Regions from separate parts of the Homo sapiens genome. Here region 1 is linked to region 2. A link is a loop called in an ENCODE intact Hi-C map of the cell type or tissue named here. Cell type or tissue: dorsolateral prefrontal cortex. All regions are shown on one strand. Links, peaks and the distances in the headings refer to the core of each region. The heading gives the core; the rest is flanking DNA.

Region 1 (12,641 bases), core at 2,998-10,997, 130 kb after region 2:
TTTTCAGCACACACATTGCAGACTTCCACCGGACTGCCCATCACCGTGCTCTCCCTTAGCCCACTCCCTGAATTCTACTCGGGTGTGTGCCAGCAACTTAACATGGCCGCTTCTCTTTCTGTAGCTGAGTTGGCCAAGCGCTTTGACATATGTCACCTCAGTCTGAGCTCCCAGCAGTCATGAGTGATGAGTATTAGGAATTTGCTCTATTTTACCAAGGAAAAAACCTTGATCCCTAGAGGAAAGGTCCTTCCCACAGTCAGGTGCCTGTGAACAGCCACAGCAAGACTCGGATCCCCGGCTCTCCCATGAGTCATCCAGCATGGTGGGCAGCCAGCAGCTCCGTGCCAGGTGCTGCCATAGGCGCTGGGCACACGGGTTCTTAAGTCAGGTCAGTCCCTTCCTCCTTGAGCTCATACACAGGTAAGGAGGGAGAGAGATGTTCCCCAACTCATCACGCACTCAAGTTCATTTCAGATGGTGGTGAGGGGTCCTGAGAAGAGGAAATGGGGTGACATGCTAGGAAGTGCCTGGGTGGAGGGGGCTCCTGGAGACAGGGTGGTCAGGGAGGCACTCACCCAGGAGGTGACACTTGACAGAGCCCTGAAAAGTGAGGAGGTGCAACCATGCACAGGGCTGGGGACAGGAACACGGCCACACAGGGGAATGAACCTGGCCGTTTGTGGCACAGAAGGAAGGTCAGCAAGTCCAGGAGAAAGGGGAGGAGAAGAGAACAGGCCCCTGGCGCCTGCACGTCTGGAAGCATCGCCAAGTTTCCAAGCATCTTTCCAGGGCAGAGAAGGCTCCACTCTGGGCAGGAGGGGCTTGCTTCACCAGCAGGAGGAGTTGGGGAGCAGGAGGGAGTCCTGATGTCCTGGCTACAAGTCCAGGGCTGGAAAACCAGGCGGGCCTCCGCCGAGGCTGCTCCTTCCCCATTGGGCCTCCGCTATCTGGTTGGGGCATCTCAGACTGAGGAGCAGGAAGTGTGACTGTCGCAGGCCAATGTCTGCTGACGAATCTCCCAGCCCAGATGGTGGGCCTGCGGTGGGCTTCCTGGTGCACGCGGAGGCGACTCTGGCGAGGGGGATTCCCTCCCCTTTGAATTTCCTCCTGGTTCTGCCCACGTGAAACTGGGCTGGTTGGCTGGGCTTCCTTTTCTCTATTTGGCTTTCTTATTCTCCAAATAAAAGACGAAAAGTCAAAACATAGGCATAATGCAGAATTATAACGCTTGGATTTGTCTAACTTCATCCCTGCAATCGCCCAAATATTCACATAGTTCAAGAACACCATCGTATAACAGGCTACTCAGGGACTGTGACATGATGACACTTGTAGGAACCCAGTGTGTCATTTAGTCCTCTGTGTGTCTGTGTCCCATTCTGTGGGTGTGCACACAACAACCACACACAAACTCACCGGTTCCCTTGTGTGTGTTTAGACAACATGAAACTTTGCATCACAAAACCACCGAGTGATGTCAGAGGTGCCATGAATCATAATGACAGCTCCTGGCCTGGTATCCAAGAGACCTCAACATGCTGCTAAGTCACTGTCCCACTCCATGAGAACCGGTCACTCTCTTTGAGCCTCCAGTTGAAGGGAACTAAATTAATCTAGGATGACCCATATTGTGCAGCAGCTAATGACCCAGTTCACCTCTGGTTAATTTTCTGCTTCTGGGTGTCCTGGGAACGGGTGGTGTTTACTCCAGTTGGGACAAACCTTTATTAATGAGCCAGAGTGTTGGCTGCTCTGGGCGGAGTGTTTTAATAGAAATCGGCCAATGGGCCAGGGCGTGCTGAAGTTGCAGAATATGAATGAGGCCCTTTTCTTTGCCCTCTCTCTCTTCCACCCTGATTTGCATAACTAAGCTTTCTGCCTTTTTATCTTTTTAATGTGTTTGTTTGTTGATTATTGATCTGTCCCCTATGGAGGGACAAATCATTCGCCCACCAGGCAGTGACCTAAATTTGGCAGAAGCCCCAGCCATGTCTGCAGCAAACTGGAGCCAGACAGTTATACTTGTATTTGTAGGGACAATTCCAGGAGAATTTATATGGCCCAAGGTTGTAATGATCAAAATTACACTGGCCTCCAGCAGACTCATTAAGGGGAATCTTGGCAAAGGAAGACTTGATGAGTAAGAAGAAAAGAAAAGATCCTCTTTCATGGTAAAAGATCTGGCTTAATTTAACAAAAAAGCTCAAAAGCCTCTCCAAATGAGGCTGCAGTTTCCCTGGGGAAAGAGAAGGTACTGCTGAGTTTTAGAAATGTGGTTCTCAGCTGTGTCCAAACCTATGCCACCTTTTTTAAACCAATATTTTATAATTTCCACACTTGTATCTTGAAATATAATTCATAAATACAGCCTATCCACATCTTTTTAAAAGTTCAATATAATGCCCTAACTATAATATAAAGACAGAAGTATAAGAAAAGTAATTTATGTAAAGTAATTTGTAACAAATTAATGCATACTTCAACATGCAAATGCTCTGACTGACCGCACTAGAAGTGATTAAGCTGTAAATGCAGACTGGTGACAAGCCTGTTGAGTTGCCACCTCAAATGTCATGCACATTGCCGCTAGTGAGGAGAGGGCTCAGGATGCTGACCCGCTGGTGGTGAACTTCTGAACAAAACAAACACGAGTTTCCCTTGATTTACACCAGAGTTGCTGTCCCAGGAAAGTCAGTGATTATTAAAACATTATGATCGTCTCTATGTAAACTGGACTTTTCACTGGAGGCTCAGATCATTGTAAATAGGGTTTGCTTACATGAATGTCCAGTGAAACATTCAAAACTAGTGCAAGATACAAGATAAATTCTGCATGGTGTGGGATTGTCCTATGTATTACAGCCGCATAGTATCCTCAGCTCACACCCCAAATGCCAACATCACGCTCCTCTCAGCATTGTGCACCCAAAGCACCTCTTTAGGGGCGAGACCGTCATTGATAACCACCACCCCTTGCACAGCCGCGTGTGCTCACAGAGGCTAAAATCTACTGTTGTCTCCACCTGAAGTTTTTCTTGTCCTGTAACCTTTCCCTGGCTGGCTCTCCACCCTGCCCAGGATGAGGCAGGGAATCCAAGGACACTCAGCTACCTCAGGTCTCACCCACCCTCTCCCCCTCCCCAGGCAGAGAAGAATAGAGTCCTGAAACCCTGTCCCCAGAGAGTGAATCAACCTCCTGGGTCTGAGGGCTGCACACACATTTGTTCCTGGTTCCCCCAGGGCCTGACAACCTCACTCCTATTCCTCTGTCTTGGGAAATCCCTCAAAGCCAACTGTACCTTCTGTGTGGGTCTTGAGGTCCTCCACCAAGGGGCTCTTTCCTTTTTATCAGTTTGTTCATTCACTTGTATATTATCTTTGTTACCAAAATATGTCAAGATAATCACATAAGTCAAGATAAAAATGGCCAATGCAACCACATCTTGTCAACTTGGTGCATTTCTATGTACATGGTCAATTTTCACACACAGGGAGACTCTGTCTACATTTTCTCCCAGGATTCTACCACGCTTCCTTTTCAATCCTTCTCTAATTTCCCTGCCCCCTGCCTGTCTCCTCCTTCCCAACCCCACTCCCAAATGTGTCTCCTTCCACAACTTTCTACACACTTCTACACAGGTTCATACACAGGCATATACACACTGACAAGGATTTCCTGACCTCTCTTTATAAGGGCTTAGGTTTCTTTTGCAAACTATAATCTGACTACATAAATACTTCATACTGTGTTTTCTTAATCCTCAATATGGTATAGACATCATCTCAATTGATATATCAGGATCCAACTCAGTATTTCAAAATAACCATCTAATATTCCATAATATGAATAAATTTTACATTAATCAACCATTCCCCTGCTAATGGATATTCAGAGTGTTTTCAGATTCAATGATTCAACTATAATCAACTAAGTATGATCAGCACTGGAATAAATATCTTTGAATATGTATTCTTGTACTGTAGAGCTTTGGTTTCTATGGGATACGTTTCTAAATATAGGATTTGTTGGGTGGAAGAACATGCATATGTTGAAGCTAGAGGCACTGGAGTGATGGATTCTGCCTAGGGCAAGACAGGACTTGATTCTTGCTGGAGGAGCCATCTGAGTTTGTGAAGGGCAAGGAGAGTGCATGGGCCGAGAAAGGTGCTCCCAGGAGTGATCCCTAAGGCAGCCAACAGTACCCCACTGTGCAGATAAGAGAAAGAAACCGACGCAAAGGAAGTCTTCCTAACCAAATTCCATAGTGTAAAAAGCAATGATTTGGAAATTGGAAGGCCTGGACTCTGACTTGGGGTCTGGAATTCTCTCTCCAGGTGACCTTGGGTGAGTCACTTCCCCTCTCTGGCTCTAGTTTCCTCCTCTCTTCAAATTAAGCAGCTGCACTAGATGATCCTTAAGGCCTCTTCCCTGTGAACTTTGTATGGTTCAATGAGAACAATGTATATGATGGGGCTTTCTGAACTCTAAAGTGTTTAATGCTATGATTTGTTTGGTAGATGGTAATGGATTCTTCTTATGATCATCTATGTCCATTTGGTTACGTCCAACACTTTCCTTTTTCTCACACCCCACACCCAATCCCATAAGCACCTCCTAATAGCTCTGCTTCCAAAGTAGATTCTGAATCTGCTCACTTCTCTCTTCTCTACCCTCTGCCACCCCCACCTGCACCCAACCTGCCATCATCTCTCATCCCCAACCTCAGGACAACTGCAACAACCCTGGCTGGTCACCTGGTCTACCAACCCCTCATAATCCATCCTGCACTCAGCAGTCAAAGTCAGTTTGTAAAAGGAAAATAAGACTATGTTGTTCCCTTGCCTAAGACTCCCAGTGGTTTCCCCAAGCTTTTAGAGTAAAATCCAGTCTCCTTACTGTGGCCACAAAGCCATGCATGATGGGCTCCTTGCTGCTTCTGAAACATGCTAAGTTCTTTCTAGTCTCAAGGCTTCTGCACATACTTTTTTCTGCCTGGGACACTTAGCCCAGATGGCTGCTTCTCACCCTCCAGGTCGCAGCTCAAGTGTCACCTCCTCTGAGAAGCTTTTCACAACCGCCCTGTCCAAAGGAGGTGTGTATCTCCATCACTCTCTATCCCCACTCTGATTTATTTTCTTCAAAGCACTCACTGCAATCTGAAATCATCTTATTCACTGTGTGCTTGTCTCTTGCTGTCTCCCTACTAGAACAGAAGCTGCATGAAGACAGGGGTCTCATCTGCCTTGGACATCACTGAATCCTATGCACGGAGCACAATGCCTGGAACGGGAGGAGCTCAATGGTTACTGGTTGAATTAATACACTGAGGAAATGGATCAGCTGTAGACAACCTTACTTTGTTCTCTCATATCTCTTTCCCACCTGCTGGCCCTGCCTTTCCATTTAAATCCAGAGCCAAGCACACATTCCTTACTATATATTTTTTTGTACTGATTAAAATGTTTCATAAACTTTTACCACATATGGATCAGGGCTTTTAGTTGCTAATGGAACCTACTCCAGCCAGTTCAATTAGGAAGGGGGTTTATTTATGAAATCCTATTGGGTAGCTTGGGCTCATGCCTACCAAAGAATTAGACTTGCAGGCCACACAGCCAGGAAACATGGCCCCCAAATTACACACCCCCCAATCATAACTGGTCCCCTGATGTCTCTGGTGCCTTCACCCAGCACACACATCCCAGCCCATGCTGCCAATAGCACAGGTATGAGACACTGAAGATGTATCCAGAATCCTGCAACTGCCCCCTGAGGGACTAACTGTAGCTCCTTCCATAGAAATCACCCATCAGTGGTTGGCAAAAAGGAAGAACAAATGTCCACTAAACTCTTTAGGCAAATGATCACAGAGAGCCATTGTGTCCTCCTAGCCACTGCGCTCATCACACCAGAGGGCTGTTCTGAACCATCCCCAGTTACCCCAGTTACCTTCTGTTTGAGTCAAGGTTCTCTAAAGAAACAGGAACACTAGGGTCTGTGTGTGTGGAGGGAGACAGAGAAGAGACGGGGAGGGAGGGAGAGAGAGAGAGAGAAAGAAAGAGAGAGAGAGAGAGATTTATTGTAAGGAGTTAGCTCACATGATTATGGAGGCTGATAAATCCCAACATCTGTCGGGTGAGTTGCAAGCTGGAGACATAGGAGAGCCAATAGTCTTCTAGTCCAAAAGCCAGCAGGCTCATGACCAAAGAAAAGACAATGTCTCAGTTCTAGTCCAAAAGCAGGAAACAGCTGAGTTCCAGTTCACAGGCAGTCAGGCTGGAGGAGTTCCCTCTCACTCAGAGAGAGTCATCTTTTTGTTCTATTCAGGCCTTTAACTGATTGCATGCGGCCCACCCTCCTGAGACAGGCAACTGGCTTCACTCAGCCTAATGATTTAAATGTTAACCTCACCAAAAACACCCTCATAGCATCACTCAGAATAATGGTTAAGCAAAATATCTGGGCACTTTATGGTCCGGTCAAGTTGACACATAAAATTAACCACTGTCTCTTCTAGGGCTGGTGCAACTGACAGTGATAAAAAAAAAAAAAAAAAAAAAGCCCTCCAGGCCTCTGAGCTTTGAACCTGTTTCCCTTAAAGCAATGAGGAGATGATTGAACTAGTGTTGGAGGAGTCACACTTGGAATCTAAGTGGCAGTGCCTCAAAAAGGGTTATAGGCTCAACCTCAGAGCCTTGATGATCCAGATCCCACCCGTGATGGGGAATGGGCAGAGAATGGCTCCCTTAATACTGCAAGTGAGGTAGGAGATCAGCAGGACTTGTTTTCCAAGCACAGATCATGATCCTGCTGATCGAAGCAGGATGCAGTAAAGCAACTGGCCAAAACCAGCAGATGGTGGCAAAAGCGATCTCTAGTTGCCCTCACTGCTCAATAGCATAAAGACACTCCCACCTCCTACCAGCGCCAGGACAGTTTACGAATGCCATGGAAACTATCCAGAAGTTACCTTATATGGTTCTGGGAACCGTCTGCCCCTTTTCCAGAAAATTCTAAATAACCCACCCCTTAATTAGCATATAATTAAAAGTGGTATAAATACAGCTAGCCCTGGTCTTCAGGGACTGCTGCTCTGGGCTGCTCTGCCTATGGAGCAGTCCTTCTGCTGCACACTGCTGCTCTAATAAACCTGCTTTCTTTCACTCCTGGCTCACTCTTGAGTTCTTTCCTCCACAACACCAGGAACCCTCCCAGGCTGAGCCCCAGTTTTGGCATTAACCTGCACCACAAGAAACAAAGGTGTCCCTCCCTCCCTCCCTTTCTTCCTTCCCTCCTTCCTTCTTTCTTTTTTCTTAGGGTGTTCTAGAAGGGCAGAAATCCATCTTCCCTCCCTCCCTTCCTCCCTCCCTTTCTTCCTTTCCTACTTCCTTCCCTCCCTTCCTCCTTTCCTGCCTTCTTTCTTTTCCTCCTTTCCTCCCTCCCTTCCTCCTTTCCTCCTTCCTTCCTTCTTTCTTTCTTCTTAAGGTGTTACAGAAGGGCAAAGTCCATCTTCTGTTCCTTCCTTCCTTCCTTCCTTCTGTCTTTCTTCTTAAGGTGTTACAGAAGGGCAAAGTCCATCTTCTGTTCCTTCCTTCCTTCCTGTTTTCTTTTTTCTTCCTTCCACACACATTTAGAGACCATCTTCTAAATGTGAAGGAATGTCCTAGAAGCAGCAGTGAAAAAACAGACACAGTCCCGCCATCATGGGCATCCTGAGACTGTCCACCTGAGAGCTTTCTCTTACCCTGTGGCCAGAAATGCTGACAGTTGATGGCCCTGGGACAAGCCCTCGGCTAACGGGGCAAAGAAATTGGAGGATAAACATTCAGCTGGTAGAGGACTAAGCTCCAGTTGCCCACAGTGGCAACACCCTGTCTCACTTCCCCACTCCCCTGTTGGTATTTCCTGGGACCACCTCCCACATAAACTATTATATTAGGTTGGTGCAAAAGTAATCACGGTTTTTGCATAATGGCAATTATTTTTGCACCTACCTAATACTTGCACTAAAATCCTTGTCTTGGGATCTGCTTCTGGGAAACCAAAGCCAGGTGGAAAGCAATTGGGAACATGGGATAACTTGATAGAGAGTGGGCAGGGGTGAGCAAGGAGCTGTCAGAGAGGGCAGTCCAGGAGGCCTCCCTGAGGAGGCAACCTAGGAATAGGAGCTGCCGGGTGAAGATGCAGGGGAAGGGTGTCCCAAGCTGAGGAAATGGCAAGGCCCCAAATCAGAAACGAGCTTAGCATACTGGCCCATACGCCTCTAGGATGAATCTAAATGGGACAAGCACTAATAGTATTAATAAGAATAGGAATAGCAGCTAATGCATGCATAGCACCAACTGCAGGCCAGGCACTGCTCTAGGGACTTGATGCACATCCTCCCAGCAGCCTCAGGAGACAAGTGTGATCATTGTCCTCATTTTCTGGGCGAGGAAACCAAAGCACAGGGAGATGACGCACTTGGCCCAAAGTCACCCAGCTAGTGGTGGGGCCAAGATGTTACCCCCTCCGCTGATGATGGCAGTGGCAGGTGGGGGAGGTAGGGCTCATAATGTATTCACCCCTGATGCCTACTGTGCCCTGCACAGAGCTGCACATGGACACACTGCAGAACCATGAGCAGTAATAACAGGGGCATTCATCCAGCACTAACCCTGTTCCAGGCTCCCTTCTAAGAGTTTTAAATGGACCAATTCATCTAATTCTCACATCAACCCTATGAGGTGAGGGCTGATTGTCACCATGTGACAGAGGAAGAAACTGAGGCACCTAGAGGTTAAGTCATTTGCCTGAGGTTGTGGGCCGGTGAGTGGCTGAGCCAGAATTCAAATCCAGGTTATTTGACGCCAGAGCCCTATTCATAAATGCTGTAAGCATGCACACACTTGTTGGTGCGCACATACACACATGCACATGCATGCACACATAAGATATGGGAATTTAACCCCAGAGAGAGAAGAATTTTTCTACTGGTCACATTGTTTGTAAGACACAGTACCAGGATTTGATCACAGTCAGCTGATTGCGGAGGCTCCATTGGAAGGGAAGAAAGCAGATGATCAAATTTTGAAATTACAGAGTTCAGGATTTCATGCTACCCTAGTCCCTACTTGCATGTGATTATAAACCAAAGAGCTGAAATTCACTCACAATTAGTAAGAACACCCTCACGGGTCTCACTGACGATGCTCTGCACAGCCTGGAGGTCAGCACTCCTCCCGCAGTGGTGTTTGCCTGCTGCAGGCTCCTCATCTGTGAAACGGAGTGGACAGGGTCAGCCCTCTGCAATGGCTGTTTGGAGCACGACATAACCTGTGTAAAGTGCTTAGAGCCATGCTTGGCACACAGTAAGTGCTCAATAAATGTTTGCTGATATAACAAATGCCCCATGCATAAGTAGTTTACTCCCTAACTCCCCAGCACGAGACAGACCCTGTGTGCCCTCCATAAATAAAAGCTATGGCTGAAATCATTGTTTCTAAGCCTCATTTTTCCCAGTGCCCAAAGGAACAGTTGCACGTCAACCAGAAAATCCTCCCAGCCTTTGTTTTGCTGTGCTGACCCATAGAATCCAAGGTCACATGATTTTTTCTTTCTTTTGTTTGCTGTTTCTTTTCTGTATGGACCAACAACAACAAAAAGATAACAACTGTACCTGGGTTTTGTGTTTTAATAATTTTAATAATGCACAGGAAATTGGATGGCTTAGGGACTCTGCGTCAAATGAGTGAGTCATCCTTGTCAACAGACCAAGTGGAAGCATGAGACTCAAGGGCAGGAAAGAGAAGGGCCCAGGGGATGGAAATTGAATAGTGTGATGGGCTTTAACAATCTAAATTAAATTAAAACTTGTCAGTGCTTTCTTCATATCACAAGTTTCCAGTTAGAGAAAGAATGGGCCCCTCCAAACAGTGAGTTGAAAAGGATGAATTTCATTCTCTGCATCCCCAAGACCAACGAGATGGGCCCTGCCTGTCTCTTCCACGACAACTCCACTCTTCTCTCATTCTCGGCCACACTGGCGCTGCTGTTCCCCAAGCATACCCGCATGGCTGTCCCCACCTCCCAGACTTGAACTTGCTGTTCCTCTGCTGGGACCTTTGCATGTCTGCCTCATCCCCCACATTCAGGGCTTAGCCCTTACAGCAGTCAGAGGGGCTCTCTGCCCCCACTCTGTATCTAAGGGGCCCACCCTGTTGTCCCCACCCTCCACTAGTCCATGGCCCTGTTACATTTTCCTCATAGCCCTCATCACTACTCTATTTTGGATGCATTCTCAATGTGCACTCCAGGAGGGCAAGGATCTCATCTTTCCTGCTTGCCTCTCTCTCCCAAACACCTAGAACATACCAGGCACATAGCATAGGTACTGCATACATCCTTGTTTGGTGAATGAACAAATGGATGAATGAACATCTTGGTCACTATCTCTCCAGAGCCAAATAAACCTTTGTAACTGAGTCATTTGCCTAGAACTGCTGAGTGCTCTTCCTTGAGGCCCATATGAACCCCCATCTTGCTGGTTACTTGACCTGATTGGCAACAGCAACACCCCACAGCAATGGGCACTGTCCATTCTCCACCCCACATCCTGGCAGCCCTGGGCCTGCCAGTGTGAAGGCACAGGAGGCAGCCATGGGAACGCGCCACGGAAGTGAAAAACTTTTCCCAGCACCATTTCTGTGGCCTAGAAAGGCCCTAATGATATTTTCTACTTTTCTTTGCTGAATAAATTGGGCAGCAAATTTCATGCACATGTGCTCAGTGATCACCTATTGATGCCTTGAACACAGATGTTTGATTCTGGCTTTTTTGGAGCCGTTGCTAGACTGAGAGTTCCATGAGGGCGAGGGTCGTGTTGCATGCATCTTCATGTCTCCCTTTCATGAGGCAGGAGCTCAGATGACATCTCAGGTGTGACGTCATGTGATGTCATGTGTGTTCTGTGAGAGGGACATGAAAAGCCAACAGAGTCATCTAGAAAGTTTGGTCACTCTGGGGATTTCCCAATCAGAGCAATCACTTTTTCTTAAGCAGCAGATCTCTGGTCTTACTTTTTTGTTGTTATACAATATTCATTTCTTTTTTTTTTTTTTTTTAAGAGACACAGTCTTGCTTTCAACCAGGCTGGATGGAGTACAGTGGTATGATCGTGGCTCACTGCAGCCTCAACCTCATGGGCTCAAGATCTCCTCCCACCTCAGTCTCCTGAGTAGCTGGTACTACAGGCACAGGCTAACACACCTGGCTAATTTTTAAACTTTTTGTAGAGATAAAGTTTCACTATGCTACCCAGCCTGGTCTTGAACTCCTAGCCTCAAGTGATCCTCCCACCTCAGCCTCCCAAAGTGCTGGGATTACAGACATGAGCTGCTAGGCCCAGCTTGTTAGGAAATAGTTCAAGCCTACAGAAAAATATAAAGAAGAATGTAATGAATATCTGTGATCCCATCGAACCAGCTCAGTGAAAGCTTATCATGCTATATTTGCTTCAGATTTTTTTTTCAAAATAAAACACATGGAATGATTAATGTCCCTGGTGCCCCTTCTACCGTCCCTTCTCCCACCGCCCACAGGTCCACACTTGGTGCTCCTTGTTCCTCTCCAGGGCTTTATGCTTTGCCACACATATGTGCCTGTAAACATTACACTGTCCAGTTGATGTGTTTAAACCATACATGAATGGCTTGTCACTTTCAACAGCTTGCTTTCTTATTTAAACTTAACTCCCATAACACACTCACTGGATGTATATGGAATAACCAAATAAAAGCAGACAAGCTGTATCATGACAGGACGTGACAAGTAGGAGGGAGGGTAATGAAGTGGGGTACAAGGATGCAGGGGAGACGGGGGAGTGCTCAGGGAAGTGCTATTTGAGAAGGAGACATTTGAGCAGAGATCTGGATGCAGTGAGGGTGTAAATCTGGCAAAAGGCGACCAACCCGTCCCAGCTTTCTGGTGACTTTCCCAACACTGAAAGTCTCAGGTCCCAAAAAGCTCCTCAGTCTCAGGTGAACCGGAGTACCCAGGGAAAGAATGTCAAGAGTAAGAAACATGGAGTGGAAGGGACTTGTGGTGGAGCGAGTTTGGCCTGTTAGAAGAAGGGCCCCCGAGGCTGAGTGGGGCAAGGAGGGTGGGCAGGGAAGCAGAGGCAGATTTAGTCCACTAGGGAGTGTGGGCAGGTACATGCACAGTGTATGGGAGCTGACGTGTGGGTTAGATGCCACTGTGAATTCAAATTTTACTCCCTGAGATGATTATTTTCCTAATTTAAAGAAATTATCATATAGGAAAGTTGACATTTTTGGTACAGATTTCTGTGGATTTTTTTTTTTTTTTTTGAGCCTTTGTCTTTTTCTGTCACCCAGGCTGGAATGCAGTGGCACAATCTTGGCTCACTGCAACCTCCGCCTCCTGAGCTCAAGCGATCTTCCCGCCTCAGCCTCCTGAGTAGCTGGAATTACAGGTGCCCGCCACCATGCCTGGCTAATTTTTGTATTTTTAGTAGAGGCGGGGTTTCACCACGTTGGCCAGGCTGATCTCAAACTCCCGACTTCAAGTGACCTACCCGCCTCAGCCTCCCAAACTGCCGGGATTACAGATGGGAGCCACTGCACCCAGCTGATTTCTA
Region 2 (12,641 bases), core at 2,215-10,214:
AAAATGTGAGAAGGTACATGGATTTTTAAATGGAGGAGAAAATGGAAGGGATGAGTGTGGAAAACCTAGTAGGGGCAGATATTTACATGGGCTTCACTTGCTGTTCATGTGGCTGGGACGTCAAGGGATGAAATAAGATAAGATTCTAGAAGGTGTCCTCGACAGCCCTCATCGAGTGCCTGATGACAAGGTAGTAATGTGCCGTTCGAAGAGAAAATTGCTGGGTGGTCAGAATAGGCCTCCTAGAGCCAACTGGAGATCCAGGGCTGGGCAGGCACAGAGGTGGATTTGAATATGTCGGGAGGAAGCTGCCTGGACCTTTAGAAAGAGGAAATTCACAAAGCCCTAAGAGGCTCTCATTTTCAACAACAACAACAACAACAAAAACAATAATAACATTGTTGTGATTCAATACTTATTGAATACTATTACTTTCCAGGGACTGGGATAAGCAGTATATATTGATGTCTACATTGGTATCTCACTCAACCTAATCCTTAAAGAGAGAATCTCTATCATGATGGTTATCATCACCAACTTATAGATGAGGAAACTGGTTGCCTTGCCCAGATCACTCACCAGCTGCTGAATGGTAGAGCTAGAATTTCAACAGTAATCCTCAGTCCTCCAATTCCAGCACCATCCTTTAGTCACCGCACCGTATTACTTGCCTCTCTTTTGTTTGGTTGGTTGATCACTTATATAGTCATCCAATCTTTCTTTTGTGGCCACAGGTGTGTGAACCAGAGCGACTCCATCTTGAATAGCAACTCCATCTTGAATAGGGGCTGGGTAAAATGAGGCTGAGACCTGCTGGGCTGTATTCCCAGGAGGCCAGGCATTCTTAGTCACAGGATGTTTACTGTTAAGGGAACAGAAACAGACCCAGAACTTAACAGATGCAGGAAATGTTTTGACATCCTGATATCTTAAGAACAAAAGCAGTCCTACTTTAAGAATAAGTCTTGCTTTAAAAATAGTAATATAGACTCTTGGGAAGGACAGTAGTTACACAACGATTAGCAATCCTTTATCACAAACCCCTGTAGTGGAGCATATCTTCCCCATGATGTTTGTTATCTTATATCTAATCAAGCCTTGCACCTAAGGTGGGGGCATTCCACCTCTTTCAGGAATGTCCTGCTCTGTCTCTGGTACAGCCACTCTTTCATTCCTTTACTTCCTTAATAAACTTGCTTTCACTCTACTCTGTGGACTCACCCCAAATTCTTTCTTGTGCGAGATCCAAGAACCCTCTCTTGGGGTCTGGATTGGAACCCCTTTCTGATAACAATAAGGCAAATAATCGTTGAGCACAGACTGTGTGCTGGGCACTTTGCAAGATAGCTTTGTCGATACATCTTAATGTTGGAGAGTCCTCATCCGTACTTATTTCCTTGTGGAAGCCTGCTTTAATGCTGTTAAATTCTTTCCTTCTGTCTTGGGAAGGAAGGCAACACGCCTTTCAGAGCCTTGGAAGATGAGCCTTTTTCTCTTTGCTTTTCTTTCCCTCATTCTCCAACTTCAGGGCCCAGCTCCCAAGCCCAGTCTACCCCGGCCAGTCCCTGAGTGTCTGCCCCCACTCAGAACCCTTTTCCACATCACTCAGTCTCCAGCCCATGGAGCTCTGGCCAATCAGCACCCACGTGGAGACGTCTTTCTAATCAGACTTTTCAGTGCAGCTACACATTAACCTCAAGTCTCTCTTCCTCTGCTCAAAGATTCTAGCTCAGTGCTGAGCAAAATGGTCTCTGTGTTCATTGAGATTACATTCTGCTGTGAGTTTCCAAATAGGAAAAAATGACAGTATTATATTAATATCTTAAACAGGATAAAAATATATTTCTATGTTCTATAAATGTGGACAGTCCAGGGCTGGTACAGTGGCTCCTGTGATGTCGAGGATCAGGCCCCTTCTAGCTTGCTCTGCAATGCCCTGCAATGCCCTGCATGAGGCTTCTCACTCATAGTTCAAGGTGTCTGCTCCAGATCTGTCACCCAAGTCCATGGGCCAGCCAGCAGATGGAGGGAGGGGATGCTCTGTCTCTTTAAAATACTTAGAATTTGAACACAGCACCTAGGTTTATATTCCACTAACTAGAAGTTGGTAATCTGGTCACAAATACCTACAAAGTCAGCTAAAATGTGTTCTCAGTGGCTAGATAAAGGTCTAGGATTCTATGACTATAGACAAAAGAGATGAAGAGATAATGGATTTTTTTTTTTTTTTTTGAGACAGGGTCTTACTCTGTCACCCAGGCTGGAGTGCAGTGGTATGAAGATGACTCACTACAGCCTCTACCTTCCAGGCTCAAGCAATCCTCCTGCCTCAGCCTCCTGAATAGCTGGGACTGCAGGTGTGCGCTACCACGTCTGCCTAATTTAATTTTTGGAGAGACAGCATCTCACCATTTGCCCAGGCTGGTCTCGAACTCCTGGGCTCAAGCAACCTTTCCGCCTTGGCCTCCCAAAGGGCTGGGATTACAGGTGTGAGCCACAGTGACCAGCCAAGAGATTTTCAGGGACAATCAGTAGGGTCCACCAGAGCAGCCAATGCATTCTGTTCACTTTACCCTGACATTGTCCTCTACCCCTAGCCCTCTGGTCTCACTTCCCATGGGTTTCAGGGACCAGAGCACAGAGTCTCTCTGTGAGCAGCCCTCCTCCCTATCCCTCAGGAAAATCCTATCTTGGTAGTTACTAATATCAATATCAAGTATTATACAGAGACTTGTTCTCTTCCAACTTGTAACATTTAGAATTGGTGAGAACATGGTCACAGATGGGTTCTTCATTGATTTATAATCAAATTCTCTTATTGTCAAGCAAAAATGACTGTTTTCTGCTCAGTCTGTCAGTTGCTGCAGGGAAGTGATAAGGAAAGGCTCTTCTGTGTCAGTCACCTAAGTGGTGGCTACGCAGTGCCCACCACCTGTTTAGACGAGGAAGAGATGAGCACCTGTCTCAGGGTCCTCTGTCGAGAGGGTCCACTCTAGCTATTTAAGCAGAAAAGGAATTTAGGAAATGGCACTGGGGAGGTCACAGACTCTCCAGAAGAGACAGCAAATCAGGATTCTTGAAGTCTGTGCAGCTGGGAATAATGTCGGAACGACACCATGGAACCCACCCTAGAGACCACAGATGTGTGCTGCCACACTCAACTAACTTTTAAATTATTTAAAATTTTTTGTAGAGATGAGGTCTTGCCATGTTGCCCAGGCTGGTCTCAAACTCCTGGGATCAAGAGATCCCGCCTTGGCCTCCAAAGTGCCAGAATCTCAGTCTCTTCTAACTCTAGAATTCTATGACCTCTAGGACCAGCATGTGGAGACCTGGAAAAGATAGATTTAGAAGCTGGCAAAAGAGCCAACTCTCTGATTTCCTCTTGCGTTCAGATTTCATCCAACCATCCATCCCCCAGGAGACGCTCATCAGTCCTTGAAGAATGCACCTCCTGATTACAATCAGATATTTTCCAAGTGCCAGCTGGAGATTAACTGATGGGAAGTCTCAGGTCATAGAGGATATTGGGCCACATCTGTCACTCCATGGGGAATTGTCATTTCTGCTCAGTACTGAGGAGCTACGACCTGGGGACAGAAAAACCGGAGGAATTGCAAATTTAAAACACACACAGGGAGCCTAACTGGTGGTATCTGAATTAGAGCACATTTTGTCCCTATAGTCCAAGTTGGAGGCACTGATGAGCAGCCCAATTTTGTAAGGGTCTCAAATATTTACTTAAAGAATAGTATAGTATAAATACCTGCATTAAATCCAATTGCTGTCACTATTAAAAATGTCATACGATTGTTTATTTCTACTGCTTGCTCAGAAAGCAACCCATGCTTGACAAAGGCCTGCTATTTATAAGAAGGTGCACAGAAATGAACAGTATTAAATTTGGTGCCTGTTTATTCCTCCAAGCTACCCATACACCCTGCTTTACACTGAAATGCTTTCTCCATGTTTATCCACATTGTTTCTTTCCAAGTAAAACTTATTACACAGATTCCTCGGGGTATTTTTTTTCTTTTCTTGATTCTGGTTAAATAAACTATTGATTTTGTTTTCAAGGTAACTTAAGGGGGAGTAATACAGTTCTAATTTGATAAGTACAATTGTAATGCATTCAAAGTAAACACACTTTAGGGGTTCAACTAGGACTTATTTTAAAAAGAAAGCAAATCAATCAATGATTGGCTACTATGGCGATTTTAGGGTGGGCTGGATGGGGATGAAACTGCATTGGACATTAATACTGCAGAGACAAATTATCAAAAGGAAAATTGACATTAGAGGCCATGGAAAGCTCTTCCAAAGACATGTACCCTTCAAGGATGAATTAACACTGGGTTTCTTCGGGAGCACGGAAGTAAACTGCAATTTTTGAGAAGCTAAAAGAATTTTTTCTAGATGGACCAGGAAAGTCTGCAAGAGTATTTGCAGGGTGGCCAGTCTACTTTTCCACTCTAAGACAATGAACATCAGTCTTCAAAGAGGCACATTCTAGCTACCAGGATACACTTGGTTGTAGGTGGCCAGAAACCCAAGTCCACCTGGCTTCAGATAAGGAAAAGAATCTATGGCCTCCTGCCAAGGAAAAGCCAGTGATAGAGCTGGCCTTGGGCACATCCAATTCCAGAGGGTAAAACCTTGTTATCACATTTCTATCTGTCTCAGAGTGACTTTGCTGGATTGAAATTGCACTGAGACAGATGCCATCCCCTGGTGGCTCAGAAGCCTCAGTTTTACACCTCCCACCCTGTCCCCCAGCAGAGGTCCAGGATGAGGTCTGATTGGCTCTGACTCGGTCACGTGCCATTCCTGAACCAATCATTGTGGGCAGAGTCATGTGAAACCTCATTGGCCAAGCCTGAGTCACATGATCACCCTGGCACAGACCGGAGACCAGCAAAGCTGTGTTTTCTAGAGCAAGCTCAAGAGTGTGGCTTCAGAAGCATGGGGGTGAATGCTGGGTGTGTTAGTCCGTTTTTGCATTGCTGTAAATAAATACCTGAGGCTGGGTAATTTTTAAGGAAAAGAAGCTTAATTCACTCGTGGCGCTGCAGGCCGTACAGAAAGTGTGTTGCCAGCATCTGCCTCTCACGAGGCCTCAGGAAGCTTCCAATCATAGGGGAAGGTGAAAGGGAGCCGGGGCATTACATGGTGAGAGAAGGAGCAAGGTGCGGGGGACGTGCCATATTCTTGTAAACAATCCATTCTCAGAGCAAGAACTCGCTCATTACCAAGGGGATGGCGCTCAGCCCTTGGCAAGATATCCACCCCCATGATCCAGTCACCTCCCACCTGGCCCCACCTCCAACATTGGAGGTCACATTTCAACATGAGATTTGAAGGGGACAAACATCCAAACCATATCACTCCGCAGGTACAAGGCACCTGTCCACTCACGCCCATCCGGGCATGTCATCATCCAGAGTCAACCCGAAGTCCTTGAGCCCTTTGACTCTACTGACCTTTGGGTGCCTGGATCGCAGTAGTCCCGACCTCTGCCCCCACCACCACAAATGCAGGCTGCTCTCAGAGCCTCTGCTACCAGAACTTGGCTTCTGCCCACATCCCTCCCTTTCTCCACACTTCAGCTCCGACACCTGTCCCACGTGCCCTCTACTGACCTCAACTCATTCTGCTTTCCTCTCTCATGTACTAACTGGGGTTCCAGCTGTGTCACCATTCAAGCATCTGAGCTCCCTGACCCATGTGTTGTCTCTGACATCAGCCAGCCGAGGGCCAGCTAGCACGTGGGCGAGAACTGCCTGCCAAGAACAGCCCTGCTCCCTTGACCACATCAGGAAATACCGAACATGAACCCATTGTTTGCTCTGTGAATTGTGCCTCTGGACTCAGGCTAAATGCAGTAAAACTGTATGTCAGTCAGGTTTCGTGGAAACAGAAGGAAAGAGGTACTTTGCATGTATATTTATTGTATTACGTTATACTACAGATGCTCTTCAATTTACAATGAGGTTACATCCTGATTAACCCATCATAAAGTTGAAAATATCATTAAATTAAAAATGTATTTAATACACCTAACCTACCAAACATCGTAGCTTAGCCTAGCCTACCTTACATGTGCTGAGAACACTTACATTTGCCTATAGTTGGGCAAAATCAGCGAACACAAAGCCTATTTTGTTAAAAAGTGTTGAATATTTCATGTAATTTATTGAATTTATTGAAGTGAAAAACGGAATGGTTGTACGGCTACTCAAAATGCAGTTTCTGCTCAATGCATATCACTTTCATACTATCATAAAGTTGAAAAATTGTAAGTCAAACTATCATAAGTTGGAGACCATCTGTACATTGAATATGTGCATATATATGAATATGTATGTGTGTATATATACACATATGCCCTAAAATTATAGAATACAGCAAAGAGTATTCTTTCTACTAGTATTGAAGATTCAGCCACGTATAGATTACAGGACAGAACCACAGTATGAGATCACTCTTAAACATACACAAAGATTTATTTATGGATTTATTTATGGATCACTCTTAAACATACACAAAGATTTATTTATCATCTTCCTCCTTCTCATCATAGCTAATATTATTGAGCACCTTTCTAAGCCCTTTACATTTTTAATGTCATTTACTTCTTTTATCAATCCTCTGAAATAAGTGCCACATTTCTCTTCTTGATTTACACATGAGGAAACTGAGGCACAAAGAAATTCAGTGACTTTCCCAAAATCATGTGGCTGGTAAGCGATGGAGTCAGGTGCATGGTAAGATTGACATTTTTTCACCTTGTGAAGTTGGGGGTGGTCATGTGATCTGTTCTAGCCAATGGAATGTGATGGGAAGTGTGTATGTTGCCTGGGGAAGATGCCATTACCATCCAGTACTGTAAATGTTTTGCATTCTTACCTTGCTGACACATCCTAGATAGCGGAGGAGCTGCCATCACAGGCATATGAGTGAAAGTGTTGTGGAGTAGACATCCCCACTGTCCTGAGATGGATATGGATTTGAACAATAAATAATCCTTGTTTCTTGAAGCTACTGAAATTACGGCTTTTCCCTTTTATGTTACTGCAGAATAACACCAGATTTCAAAGAGGACTTGAGCCTCATGCAAATGTTTTCATTATTTTTAATAAGGGAAATGTATTCATGTGTCATTTGTGTCATTAAAGTGGCACTTCATAAAAAGGAACCTAAGGTGTTATAATGGCAGTAGAATTAATCCTTAGCCTCTGTCCCTAATGTCTTACTCCATTTTATGTTGCTGTAAAGGAATACCTAAGGCTGGGCAATTTATTAACAACAACAACAACAAATAAAACATTTATGTGGCTCCCAATTCTGCTGTCTGGAAAAGTTCAAGACTGGGTATCTAATGAGGGCCTCAGGCAGCTTCCACTCACGGGGGCAAGTGAAGGAGAACTGGCATGTGCAGAGATCCACAGTGGGAGAGGAAGCAAGGCGGAGGGGAGTGTCAGACCCCTTTTAGCAACCAACTATATGGGGAACTAATAGAGGGAGAACCTACTGTCCTCCCCAGGGAGGGAATTAATCTATTAATGAGGGACCCACCCCCATGACCTAAGCACCTCCCATTAGGCCCCACGTTCAACACTGAGGATCAAATTTCAACATAAGGTTTGGAGGGGACAAATATCTAAACCATAGCAACTAATAAATTAAGACATTCCACATATCTGTGTGTTCTCAATGGTTAATGATTAATCATTAAAACCTCACTCTGTATTTAAAGAATTGTGGCTGTAAAACTTTCTAAAAGGTTACACCAGTGTTCATTGCTCTATTCTTTTAAGCCTTCTAGTATTTTTTAAGGTAAGATATTCAGCTATGTCTTCTTAAAGTGTAATTTAACTTCTCCACTGTTGATGTTAAAGAAAATGATCTTTTATGATCAAAAGCTTCTATAGCAGCTGCTCTGTGCCAGGCATGTTGTGAATGCTTTACATATATTAACTCTTTTAAACCTGACAATAGCCCTTTCAGTCAGGTATTATTATTGCCTATCCCAAAGTTAGTGAGTTAAAGAGCCTGACTTTGGTCCTAGGCAGTCTAGTTCAGCGTCCTCACCTTTAATGACCATGTTACTCTGTCTATCTACACCCCAGGGATCAAGAACAGTGTTTGCTCCAAAATAGTTCACTAATGATTATTATTTGAGTTAATGAGCAAGTGAATGAATGAACTGCACTTCCCAAAGTCTTTTCATTTACATTATTTCATTTAAATGTTGCAGCAACCCATTGTTCATTGACTGTGTGGCTAGTATCCCCAGGTTACCAACGAGAAAACTGAGTCCTGGCAAGGTGGAAGGTCAAGTTACCCCACTGGGAGGTAGCAGAGCTGGGCCTCAAATACAAAGCATTTTAACTGCTAGTTCATTGCTCTTTCCACTTCTATATAATTAAGGAGACTGACTGAGTGCAGACCATAAGTCATTGACATTATTTTTAATCAGTTGGGAGATTCCAGATAAACCATTCAGATTTCTGATTTGTCTTTAAAGAAGAAGGAGGAGATTTGGCTGCACGGGGCATCATTCCCACAGGCAGCCATCTGTCCCCTGGAGCTGCCACCTCATGGCCTGCAAGGGTTCATCCACCCCCACAGCAGTCTTCAGAGAGGAGAAATTATCAGGCTCTCTTTACTAAAGAGAAAACTGAGGTCTGGTCCTAATGCTAGAGGCAGTGGGGTCAGCTCCAGAGCCATCCCTTAAATGTCACCTGTGCTGAGGCTGAGACTGGGGCCTGCAGCATGGACAGGGGAAGGCACAAAACAGGCCTCAGAGTGAGGAGTGTTTCCTTTCGACTGAGGTTCCTGAGAATGGAGAGAAATATTTTCCCTTTTAAAGGAGATCTGTGCCCGCCCTAATTCTCCAGCTTGCCAGGAAAAAAAGTGCAGCTGCTGTTCCAGGCCTCAGAACAAATGAAAGCAAAGAAAAGGGTTTCTTTCTTCCCTTGCAGGGGACAGATGACCTTGCTGCTTCCTCTGAGATGACACCCACGTGGAGGTCTGCATTGGTTCTGTATTTCCCTGCTCTCTCTTGTTGCTTGAGGAAAGTTCTGAGCCGTCTCTGCCATAATAAGGCATAGAGGAGGCCTCAAATAGCCTGTCCCGGGCCCCTGGCTGCTTCAGGAAGGACACATTCCTTCTAGAAGAGCATCCTCTTGGCCAGAGTTGCTAAGAGCCGGCATTCAGACCTTGACCCTTACGACACAGAGAGTGCGCAGAGGGCACAGCTTTCCTGCCTGCTTCCTGAACAATTTCTATTTGCCTCTGCACACAGCATTCTGCAGTGGGGTTTAGCAAGGAGAGCAGCTGGGAGCTTCCTTCTTTCTTTCATTCTTCCCTCCCTCCCTCTTTCCTTCCTTTATCCACAATGTCCAATACACATATTCACTAAGTAATTCCTATGTACTAGACACAGGGGTTAAAGCAGAACCTAAATAGAGCCTGCCAGCCCTCATGCCTGGTGCCACACTCCATGGGGTAGACAACATAAACAAGTTAACAAATAGCACACTGCCACCTGGGGCTAATGGTTTTGAAAGAAAAACAGTAACAGCGATTGTGGTAGAATTATGGTGAGTTCTTTCTGAAAGGCATTGGAGAAGGTTTCTCTGAGCTCCCTTCCCCCTCACCCCCCGAATACACACACAGATGGTGAGAAGGAGAGAGCCAGGTCAAGACCTAGGGGAAGAACATTTCAGGCAGAAGAAACTGCTTGTGCAAAGGCCCTGGGGTAGGAGTTTGCTTTGCCTGTGCAATGAATGGCATGAGGCCCAGTGCCTAGAGGGAGGTGGGAGGGGTGGAGAGGTGCCTTGCTGTTGACACCGCCACCCTCGGGGCTTAAGCTGCATTGGAGGCTCCTTCTCCTCCGTCCTCCTTCCTTTCCCTGTCCTCTCTTTTGGGTCTTCTTTGGGCCTCCCGGCCTGTCTTCATCTCTGTGATTCTCTCCCACTCTCACTGTGTCTGTGTGCATCACCCTCTCTCTCTCAGCAGCACAGAGAAACATACTCAAGGGTCAAGGGAACGCCTAAGGCACTAATAGGAATTACTGAAGGCCGGGCACGGCGGCCCACAACACTGTAATCCCAACACTTTGGGAGGCCGAGGCGGGCAGATCACTTGAGGTCAGGAGTTCGAGACCAGCCTGGCTAACATGGTGAAACCCCCTCTCTCCTAAAAATACAAAAATTAGCTGGTGTGGTGGTGCACGCCTGTAATCACAACTACTCGGGAAGCTGAGGCAGGAGAATCACTTGAACCCAGGAGGCGGAGATTGCAGTGAGCCGAGATCAAACCACTGCACTCCAGCCTGAGTGACAGAGCAAGATTCTGTCTAAAACAAACAAACAAACAAAGAACAAACAAGGAATTACTGAAGTCCCACAATCTATCCATTCAATCACCTATTCATTCACAAACATTGCTGAAGTCCCTAACCTGTGCCAATCCCTGGGAATATAAAGCTAGTCTGTCTTCTCAGGAAGCTAGCAGGCTACAGGGGAGATACATGTGCAGATAAAACTTTAAGCACCATTTGACCAGAGCCCCGAAGAGCAAAATGAAAGAGCCCAAGGGAGTCCTCGGAGGGAGTCCTGAACTCTGCCAGGAAGGTCAGGGGCGTCTGCACAGCGGTGGTGACATTTGACCTGGGGTGGAGTGCGGTGGTGACAGCGTGGGTGAGAGGTGAGGTGGCTTCCATTCAAAGGGGACCCAGGTGAGTAACCAGTGAGTGCATCACTCTGTGACTCAGTTTCCACATCTGTAAAATGGGAGATACCAAGCTCAGAGCACCCATGCCCTGGAATTGCTGTGAAAGTTATGAGTTAGGTCACATGGTGCCCACATCAGTACTTGGCACATAGTAAGTGCTCCACAAATATTTGTTGCATGAGGAAGCACACAAATGGATGAGTTGAAAGCACCTTTCCATGTTTGTACTACGGGTGAGACCAGAACAGAACAAAATTGGTGTTTTCCCTCCTTAACAATCTCCAAATATGGATCATTCCTCTGATCTGCTCCACTTCCTTTGTTTTGGACAGTCAGTGGAATTCCAGCAGCTGGCATGATGGGAGGCAAGTTTGATTTTGTTTTAGCCAAAGGCAACACAGGGCAGAATTGAGCATGCAGCTTCTGGGGCAGGCTCTGCCACCTCCCAACTATGTGACTTGGGAGAAAATACTCACGTGCCTGCCTCATTTGTCCCAAATGGGAATAGTCACAGGGTGAAGATTTAAGTAAGTGTAAGGAAGGTGTTGCAGATTCACAGGGTGAGTGTGCTATAGTGTGGCTGGTGGAATAATGGCCCCCCAAAGGTGTCACGTCCTAATTTCCAGAACCTATGACTCTGTTACCTTATGTGAGAAGGAGGAATTAAAGTTGCTAATCCACTGACCTTGGGAATGGGGAGATGTCCCTGGATTATCCGGGTGGGTCCAATGTCATCATGGGGTCCTTAAAGGTGAATGAGGGAGGCAGGGGACTCTGAGTCAGAGATGTAAAGATGGAAGCAAGGTGACAATGTCACAACGGCGGAGCTCAACCTTCCACTGCTGTCCTTGAAGACAGAGGAGGGGCCGGGAGTCGGGAAATGTTGGCATCCTCTAGAAGCCAGAAGAGGCAAAGAAACGAATTCTCCCCTGCAGCCTCTGCAGAGGAGGACAGTCCTGGAAACATCTTGATTTTAGCCCTTTTGAGCTTCTGACCTGCAGAACTGCAAGAGACAAATGAAAGTTACTCTAGCTGCTCTTTGAGTAATTTGTTACAGGGGCAATAGGAAATGTACAACCAACCATTGCATCCACTTCACGACCCACAGGGATTTCTGTCTTTTCCGCCACTGATTTGCCGTCGCCTAGAACAAACACTGCCTGCAGCTTGGTACCTGCTGGGTACACATTTGTTCAAATAGTGCATAGATGAAGTCTAGGTCAGTCTATGCATTTCATCCCCGGGCCATCTTGTTTGGTTTGGAGGGTGCGTGTGATCTATTCCTCCCTGTTTAAGAGGATATTTGGGGATTATTGCTGGAAAAGTTAGGGCAAAGGAGCTCTCCCTGTGGATGGGGTGCCTGGTGGCTCTGAGGACTGGGACAGTGGCAGTCACTGGTGCCACCCTGATGGGGACCAGCAGGGAGAGAAGCATGAATAGTGGGGGTGAGTGACTTGTTTGGCAGAGCAGAGAGAAAAAAGGGCTGAAAATGCCCAGGATTTGAAACCCAGGAAAATATCGAACTGTCTGCTGATCGAGTAGCAAGGAGGAAGAGCTGGGTTTAGCGTAAATGAAAGATTGACTCTGAAAGCTGAAGACTTTGGAAACCCTGTGTTTCCCAAGCAAGATTCTGGACCATCAGCATACCAGCCGGGAAAACACAGGAGGAAACCAGCGGGGAAAACGCAGGCTGGCTTTCTGGCCACAGTCATTCTGTCTGCACAACCCCTCGGTATGGAATGAGAGGAACACCAACTCACCCCGTGCATAGGACTTTACATTTTGCAAAGCATTTAAAGATATTTTTAAAATGTACTTCTCAAGACAACTCTTATTAACAGCATCTACCTGGGACAGATGAGGAAACTGGGGCTCAGGGAGTTCGTTTATTTAGCAGACAT

What was found. A loop is a pair of places that touch in the nucleus more often than their neighbours do. Peaks named below come from ENCODE experiments on the same cell type or tissue, not always from the same donor. Only the 100,000 strongest peaks of a DNase experiment are listed, where the experiment ranks them.
Region 1: a loop joins it to region 2, with 4 times the contacts of the local background. A loop is called at or near these places in 2 of 110 quality-filtered maps.

Annotation. Positions count from the first base shown.
Region 1 is chr20:48,405,231-48,417,871 of GRCh38, forward strand. No RefSeq gene overlaps it. Among named protein-coding and RNA genes, the nearest start is that of LINC00494, 52 kb to the left of the region's middle. RefSeq lists an enhancer at 624-1,400. In dorsolateral prefrontal cortex, for the core only: no CTCF peak of the experiment used is centred there; a DNase peak (open chromatin) is centred at 6,235; H3K27ac peaks cover 481 bases.
Region 2 is chr20:48,278,186-48,290,826 of GRCh38, forward strand. It overlaps LOC124904924 (a long non-coding RNA gene), which reads left to right. Exons shown (of 2, transcript XR_007067634.1): 2 at 2,240-4,012. Among named protein-coding and RNA genes, the nearest start is that of LINC00494, 75 kb to the right of the region's middle. In dorsolateral prefrontal cortex, for the core only: no CTCF peak of the experiment used is centred there; DNase peaks (open chromatin) are centred at 5,299 and 5,766; H3K27ac peaks cover 1,999 bases.